Linked DNA regions of Homo sapiens: regions 1 and 2 are each linked to region 3. The links are chromatin loops, found by intact Hi-C in ENCODE. Cell type or tissue: endothelial cell of umbilical vein. All regions are shown on one strand.

Region 1 (2,500 bases), 76 kb after region 3:
ACACCCTCAGGGACCCGAAGTCTTGGCCAGTTTGTTCTATAGATAGAACTGGCCAAGTTCTATAGTTTGTTTGTTCTAAGAGGGGGATTCCTTATCTTCTTCCTACATTTCTGCTAGAGCCAATAACAAGGTGACATATTTACTTGACAAACACTGACATACGGCCTACTATGTGCCAGGCACTGTTCTCAGCACATCACAAATACTAAGGCATTTAATCCTCATAACAACCCTATGAGTTTTCCCTATGGTACTCATCGTACCAATGGGAAAAGACCCATAGAGGCTAAGTAACTTTTGCCATTAAGAGGTAGAATATAGATTTGAACTCAGTCTAGTACTAGAGTCTGGTCTTGTAGCCACTGGTCCCTGCTGCATCTTAGCTGTGGCATAGCAGAGAAATGAAAAGCATAGACTCTGGAGCCAGGTCTCTGTGTTCAAATTCTAGCCACGCCCATTTATAGCCATTCAACCTGGGAAGTGACTACCTTTAGTAAAGCTGATAAAGTTGACCCTGTGATTCCCCATTTTCTCTTTATGTCTGGATCCCCATTGGAGGAGAACTCACAGAGGAGGCAGGGTTATTAACTGTTGCCCATAGCCTCCAACAAATGACATCTAGGTCCATCCTAAGGTGTCCCCTGTCCATTTCCCTCTCCCCCACCACGTCCCCCTAATTCCAGGAACCCAAGCCACGTACTACTTCCTTAACAGGCCTGTCTCTACCTCTTTGCTCCAGTTCGTCCCTCTCAGTGAAATGTTCTCCCTGAACCCCATTGCTGTCTGCTGAAATCTTATCAGTGCTTCTTATGCTGACTCAGCTTCTACCACTTCCCAGAGGCCCTTCCAGATTCCACTAGTTGGAATGCAGTTTCCCTTCCCATTTCCCCCAGGACATGTCAGCTGTGTCTCAGTCATAACAAGCCTTGTCTCTCAGGGAGACCATGAATCCTTTAGAAGGTAGGGCTGAGTCTGGGATCTCTTTGGGCTCTCAGCCTTTTTTAGCTGGAGAGTTTCCAGAAAACCCTCTGTGAAGCACAGGAAACAGACAGCTCAGCCCAAGGACCAGACAGAGAGAACAGACACTAGGTACTGACTTGTCCAGGTCACTCTGCTGCCGCTCGTAATATCTCATGATTCGGAGGAGCTGGACGTCCTGGCTCAGAAAGCAGGGCGGGATTAGGCCGTGGATTCCAAGCTGCAGCCTTTCTTCAAGGGTAAAGGCCATCCCCTGGGAAAAACAGGAAAAGAACACCCACACATAAGTGCATACTCAGGAGACAAAGGAACAGAAGGGGTCCCACCCACAGATAGGTAAAAGTCAGTGTGACTCAGTAGAAAGGGCCCTCAACTCAAATTCCACCTCTGCTATTAAAGTAGGAGGGTCATCTTGTGCCAGTTACTTTGATGCTTCTGAACTTCAGCTTCCTCATTGGAAAAAATGGGGAAACTATCTGTATCATCAGCATTTTTCTTTTTCTTAATATATATGTTTTATTTTATTTTTTAGAACAGTGATATGGTTTGTCTCTGTGTCCCCACCCAAATCTCATCTTGAATTGTAATCCAAATCCATAGTCCCCATGTGTTGAGGGAGGGCCCTGGTGGGACGTGATTGGATCACAGGGGCAGTTTTCCCCATGCTATTCTTGTGATAGTGAGTGAGTTCTCATGAGATCTGGTTGTTTGATAAGTGTCTGGTGCTTCCTCCTTTTCTCTCTGTCCTGCTGCCATGTAAGATGTGCCTGCTTCCCCTTCACCTTCTACTATGATTGTAAGTTTCCTGAGGCCTCCCCAGACATGTGGAACTATGAGTCAATTAAGCTTCTTTCATTTATAAATTACCTAGTCTCAGGTAGTATCTTTATAGCAGTGTGAAAACGGACTAATACAAACAGTATTTACAGAAAAACTGAGAAGACAGTAGAGTTCCCATATACCCCCTCAGCCAGTGTCCCGATTATTAACATTTGACATTAGTATTATACGTTCATTAGAGTCAATGAACCAGTAATGATCCATTATTATTAACTAAAGCCTTTAGTTTATTCAGATTTTTTAAAGTTTTTATCTAACTGTATATAGATAGATAAATATATGTATATAATGATATGTGTGTGTGTGTGTGTGTGTATGTGTGTGTGTGTGTGTGTGTGTATATATATATATATATATATATATTTCCAGGACCCATCCAGGATCTTGTATTAAGTTTAGTCATCATGTCTCCTTAGGCTCCTCTTGGCTTTGACAGTTTCCCAGATGTCCCTTGTTTTTGACAGCCTTGACAGTTTGGAGGAGCCCTGGTCAGGTATTTTGCACATACCCCTCTACTGGAACTTGTCTGATGTTTTTCTCATGATTGGATTTTGGTTATGGGTTTTTGGAAGGAAGATCACAGAAGTAGAGTGCCATTTTCATCACATCAGACCAGGGGTACATATAATAAATGTGATTATCACTGTTGATACGGACCTTGATCAGTGGCCAAAAGTCATGC
Region 2 (2,500 bases), 94 kb after region 3:
AAGCACTTGAAAGCATCCCCAGAAACTGGCAGTTATGCTGGGGAATCAGAGAACCTATGTATTTTTAAATTCCCTTAGCTGGCTCTGATTCTATTCAAATTTGGAAACTGCTAGGCTGCATCTTTTCTTTACCTGAATGTTAAGCTCATTATGTTCCAAACCCAATTCTGCCATCTTTCCTTTCAAATAATCAGCCAAGTCCCCTGGATTCCTGTTGTGGTAGAAGCAGGATGGAAAGCTTCTTATCTCATCACTCTTTGGGCAGGATTTCCCCCTCCCCTGTTCCCATTCTAAAGCCTGTTTTCACCTTCAATGGACACAACTGTGCTTTAGGAAACAAGCAAATGACCCAATATCATTTAGAGAAACAAGGTTACTCAGACAGCACTGAGTCCATTTTGACCCAGATCATTGCCAAAGAGATTGCACAGATAGGGGATCAGAAAAGCAAAGCTGAGGAGGGCCTTGGAGTCACATGCACACACCTCCTAGGGTCCTCACAGCACTCTGCTGAATGAGAATGAGAAGACTGCCAACCCCAACCTTAGATTTCTGGAGGTTCAGGCTGCTTTCCTAAACACTGTCTTCCTCCATGGAAGAGTGGAAGTTCTGCAGCCTGTTTATTCATTCACTTGTTCATTCAACAAATGTCGGGGGCCTCTTCTGTTCTGGGTGCCTTGCTAGATGCTAGGGCTGCCACTACTTTCCTCACACAGCTCCTAAAACCTCACTTGGCACAGTGTTGGTATTAAGTTGGTGCCTCCTGCAGCATATTAACCAAAATGAAGAATTTCCCATTCCAGGGGAAGTGAAAGGAATCATAACTTTTTAAAAAATGAGCTCATTTTTATATTCTATGTTATTAACTCAAGTGCTTTATAAAAATAAAATTCATTACACAAGTGTCTATATGCCTTGCCCAATATCTTTGCCAATGATAAATAATATCTTGCATATTTTTACTGCTTCGTTGTTTCTAAAATGCTCTCATATGGCTTACGTCATTTGATCCTAGACAGGCTGGTTTTATTATCCCCATTTATAGGAGGAAATATCTAGGCTTAGATGGGTCAATGACATGTCAAGGGTGTGTGGCTAGTAAATGCCATACAACAACATTTGAGAATAATGGCTATTTCAATTGTTTTGCTATTGAAAGATTAGTTTTTGCGAAGTTGTTGGATAAGAACCAGCGTGGAAGAGATTCCATTTCTTTTCAAGAGAAATTTCATATCTGCTCCTGAAATACTTGGTGACTTTAGGATTTTGTCCATCCCGACCGAACAAGGGAACAGAGGTGGATAGTTGGAAAGATTATGAATCACTCTCTTGGCAAAATTCCCTGTGTTATTCTGAATGTTTCATGACCCTCTCTTCCCAAGAGACTATTATTTAAAATTTAAATAATACTGTTCTTGGCACCCTAATGGCCCTCTGAGTCAGCTGGACTGCAACAAAGTAATAGCAGAGGAAGGTTACAGGCAGGGGAGCAGCAGAGAACAAGGGAAGTAGCCTCTTTCCTCCAGCAACACAACAGCACTTTGATGGACTCAGCTTGGGAGGACTGGGTCAAAAGATGAACTGTGACCAGAAGGAAGAAAACAAACAGACACACTTTGGGAGGGTCTCAGAATAGGCACTGTACATGCATTCCTGGTGCGTGCGAATAAGTGGGCGGGGTGCCAGAACTGGACACGAGACAACCAAGGACAAGCTCATCTGACAGGGCAAGTGTCCAACAGATGGCTGTTAACCTGTTCCAGCCCTAATATGAACCAAATCCTCATTCTCCTGGGCTTCAGTCTCAACTCTGCCACCTTATCAGGTGAACCAGGAAGGAAGTCATTTTGTCCTGAAGAAAGTGGACCATTGTGGTGCACAGGAGATCACAGCGATCAGTCACCCTCTCTGTCTTGACACCAAGAAGCAGGAGTTCCAAAATCCAGAGGCCATTTTGGACTGAATTTGTAACAACTGTTTACACTTCACTGCTTTGTTAGGGTCTACAAAGCAGTTTTATTTGCTATGATAGTAGTTCTGAAACTTTGCTACTCATTAGAACCACTGCCCTATGTGGTAGGCTGTCAAAGTGTCATTCCCATTTTGCAGATAGGAAAGTTGAGGCTGAGAGAGTTCAATGATTTGCCTAAAATCATGGCTCTAGCAAGTTCTAGAAATGAGACTTGAATTTTGAGTTCTATTTCACCTTGTTGGCTCATTAATTCATTCATATTAAATGAATTATTCATTTAACAAGTATGTTTTGAGTACCAGCTCTGTACTAGGCATTAGATATACATTAAGAGACTAAATATATATAGCCCCTGCCTTCACTGAGTTTCAGTCTAATGATCTTTTCATTTGAACCGGTATTCTTTATACCCTTTCATATTTCAGAATTAATTTCAAATTATGTAGGCTGGTTTCGTGCCCAGCAGACTCAATGCTCAGCAGAATAGCACAAGTGGTACATTTACTAGAGCTCAGGTGTGCAGGTCCA
Region 3 (2,500 bases):
AAAAGAAACAGATGTGTTCCTTGACACCACAGATCAAGAGGCAAGTGAACAGTCTTGGAATCTTATCTCCTTGTTTTTAGCTTTAACTTTGGTGCTCTGCTCTGCACAAAGGCCCGACAAGTAACAATTCCTTTGATCCCTGTAAATCTGATCAGGGCACAGTAGAGACATCTAGTCATTTTGACAGTACGTATATTTGAACAGAAACCTTTAGGGTAGCCGTCCAAATGTAAAGGTAGAAACAAGTGGGATGAGTAGCAGAGGAGAGATGGAATGGGAGGAGTCCCATTTAGGTTGAAGTGACACAGAGAATGAATGCTGGAGCAAGCGGGGTTGGCTCTGGAAGGACAGGGGCTCACATCAAGTGTGGAAGGTAACATTAAGGAGTGGGCCTGTGGTAACTGGCTCCAGATATCAGAGAGGCCAAGGGCTGTCTGAATTTCTCTGAAAACTAGAAGTTTCTACAAAGAGCACTAATAGAGAAATTGTGATTTCCAATATGGTGTGTATCTCAGGGATTACGTGTGTGTGTGTGATTATGGTGAGGGGAAAGAGAGAGAGAGAATGAATGAATGAATGCACAGAGACAACAAAATGGAGAGACTAAAAAAAAAATTTTCCTAGAGCTAAAAAGTAGATGACTTTTTAAAAAGGTTTATTTATTATTTCCCTTCTTTAACACTCTCATCTAAGCAGCTTAAGAATCCCTGTATTTAGGGTTTGGGAACTAGGGAAGAAGCGGGTGATTTCCTTTCCTGGCCTGCCTAAAGGCCAAAGCTGCTGCTGACATCAAGTTTCTGTCCAGCCCAGGCCAATTATCAGACAGAGTTAGGGCTCCAGGTGCAAACTCAGAACACAGTCAACTCCCATCCTTGCTACTGTAAGTAACAGAAATGAAAAATGTGAATGGAAACCATCAGGGAAAACTCGTGACAGCAGGAGGTGGTGCCCGGGTACAATGCACCCATCCACTGCATGACAGGGAAAGAGCGGGAAGAGTGGGGCAATCAGTCCTTGCCATCAGTCTTTGTCTCAGCTTTGAGAAGGACACTCCCAGCTGTCTGTTGCTGTGGTTCACAGACTAAATGGAGATTCCTTCTGTCCTGGCAGGTTCTCCTCAGTGGCCAAGCTCCACGGCAGGAACTGAGCCATAGTAAGTTTATTTCAGGCCAAAAAATCTTAACATACATCCCCATTAGTGGGTAGGGGTAGGAAGGTGGAGCTTTTTATTAGCAGGATGTTTGGACAGAGATGAGGATGTTGAAAGCAGGAGTCAACATTTCCCAAGGTTCTTTCTTAAAATACATTGTGTTTGACTTTGGAACTCCTGACTCACCCCCAGGCTGGGCATTCTGTCTTGGAGCTACTGTATTCCCAAGAGTGCTTGGGGAGACCAGCTCATTCCCCACCTACAGTATCCACAGAAACATCTGCTATAGCTTATTAGAAAGTCAAAACAACCAACCATCAATCCATCATGTTTTCTGTTTAATGACACATTCCTGTTGGCTGACGCATGCCCCTCCCCAAGGATCCCGCCCCCCGCTCCCGGACTGCCTGTGTGTGTGTGTCTGTAAAACTGTGAACTGATTTTGAGGATAGTTTGAACAGCTTCTTACATCCTAGTTTATTTAACCTTCTCACACGAATAGCAATACTTTTCTGTGGGGAATCACAGAATGATTACTGACTCATTAGATAAGCAGTGAGCCCTGGAAACAGGAAGCAAAAAGTGGGCTTTCAAAGCCAATTTCATTCCCTTCTCTTTTCATCCACAGGTGACACAGCATTGTAGAAAGAGTCTGTACTTGGAGTCAGTAGTCCTGGGTTCAGCTTGTAGTCCTGACAGGTACTGTGTGACCTGAGATAGCTAACTTGGCCTCTCTGAGTCTCAGTTTTCTCTTGCATAAAATGGGAATAATAATACCTATCCGGTTGGCTACAGAGGATTTTTTTAAGAGGTTAGAATAGAATACTGGGGTGGGAAGGCAGCTTAAAGAACATCTGATGCTTGAATTCCTTCCTATAATATCACCACAAATAAGCCATGCAACCTATCCTTGAACTCTTTCTGTGACAGGGAACTCATTCCCACAGACAGTCCAGTGCAATGTGAGACAGCCCTGATTTATTTTGAGCTGAAAAGTGCTTCCTTTAGCATTCCACCAATTGGTTCTTTTCCATGTAGATACATACAAACAAGTCCAATTCTCTTCTGAAAGAAGAGCTTTTAGAATCTGGAGGTACTAGCACGTCCCTGACATAGACAGAGCAGTCTCTGAGTCTTCTCTCTACCAGGCTCAGCTTTTGGTTCTCTTCACTATCGTAGTTATTGCACTCCAAAGGCACTTTAGGTAATTTTTAACCCTCAATGTAGCTTCTCTAGCACTGGATGTGGTATTCAGGATTTCTGAAATGGAGATAATGAATTGTGACATTCACCTCCCTTGTCCTAGATGCTATGCCTCTATTAATGCAGCTGACCCTTGAATTTGCTTTA

What was found. A loop is a pair of places that touch in the nucleus more often than their neighbours do. Peaks named below come from ENCODE experiments on the same cell type or tissue, not always from the same donor. Only the 100,000 strongest peaks of a DNase experiment are listed, where the experiment ranks them.
Region 1: a loop joins it to region 3, with 4 times the contacts of the local background. A loop is called at or near these places in 16 of 110 quality-filtered maps.
Region 2: it touches region 3 in a loop (6-fold over the local background); 12 of 110 quality-filtered maps call a loop at or near these places.

The regions. Positions count from the first base shown.
Region 1 is chr11:86,558,593-86,561,092 of GRCh38, forward strand. ME3 (malic enzyme 3) reads right to left here. Exons shown (of 15, transcript NM_001161586.3): 3 at 1,098-1,231. Among named protein-coding and RNA genes, the nearest start is that of ME3, 110 kb to the right of the region's middle. RefSeq lists an enhancer at 609-1,110. In endothelial cell of umbilical vein, no CTCF peak of the experiment used is centred here; a DNase peak (open chromatin) is centred at 1,039; H3K27ac peaks cover 1,512 bases.
Region 2 is chr11:86,576,813-86,579,312 of GRCh38, forward strand. All of the region lies in intron 2 of ME3 (malic enzyme 3), which reads right to left. Among named protein-coding and RNA genes, the nearest start is that of ME3, 95 kb to the right of the region's middle. In endothelial cell of umbilical vein, no CTCF peak of the experiment used is centred here; DNase peaks (open chromatin) are centred at 299 and 1,409; H3K27ac peaks cover 2,500 bases.
Region 3 is chr11:86,482,983-86,485,482 of GRCh38, forward strand. All of the region lies in intron 7 of ME3 (malic enzyme 3), which reads right to left. Among named protein-coding and RNA genes, the nearest start is that of CCDC81, 110 kb to the left of the region's middle. RefSeq lists an enhancer at 1,385-1,679. In endothelial cell of umbilical vein, no CTCF peak of the experiment used is centred here; a DNase peak (open chromatin) is centred at 1,459; H3K27ac peaks cover 2,500 bases.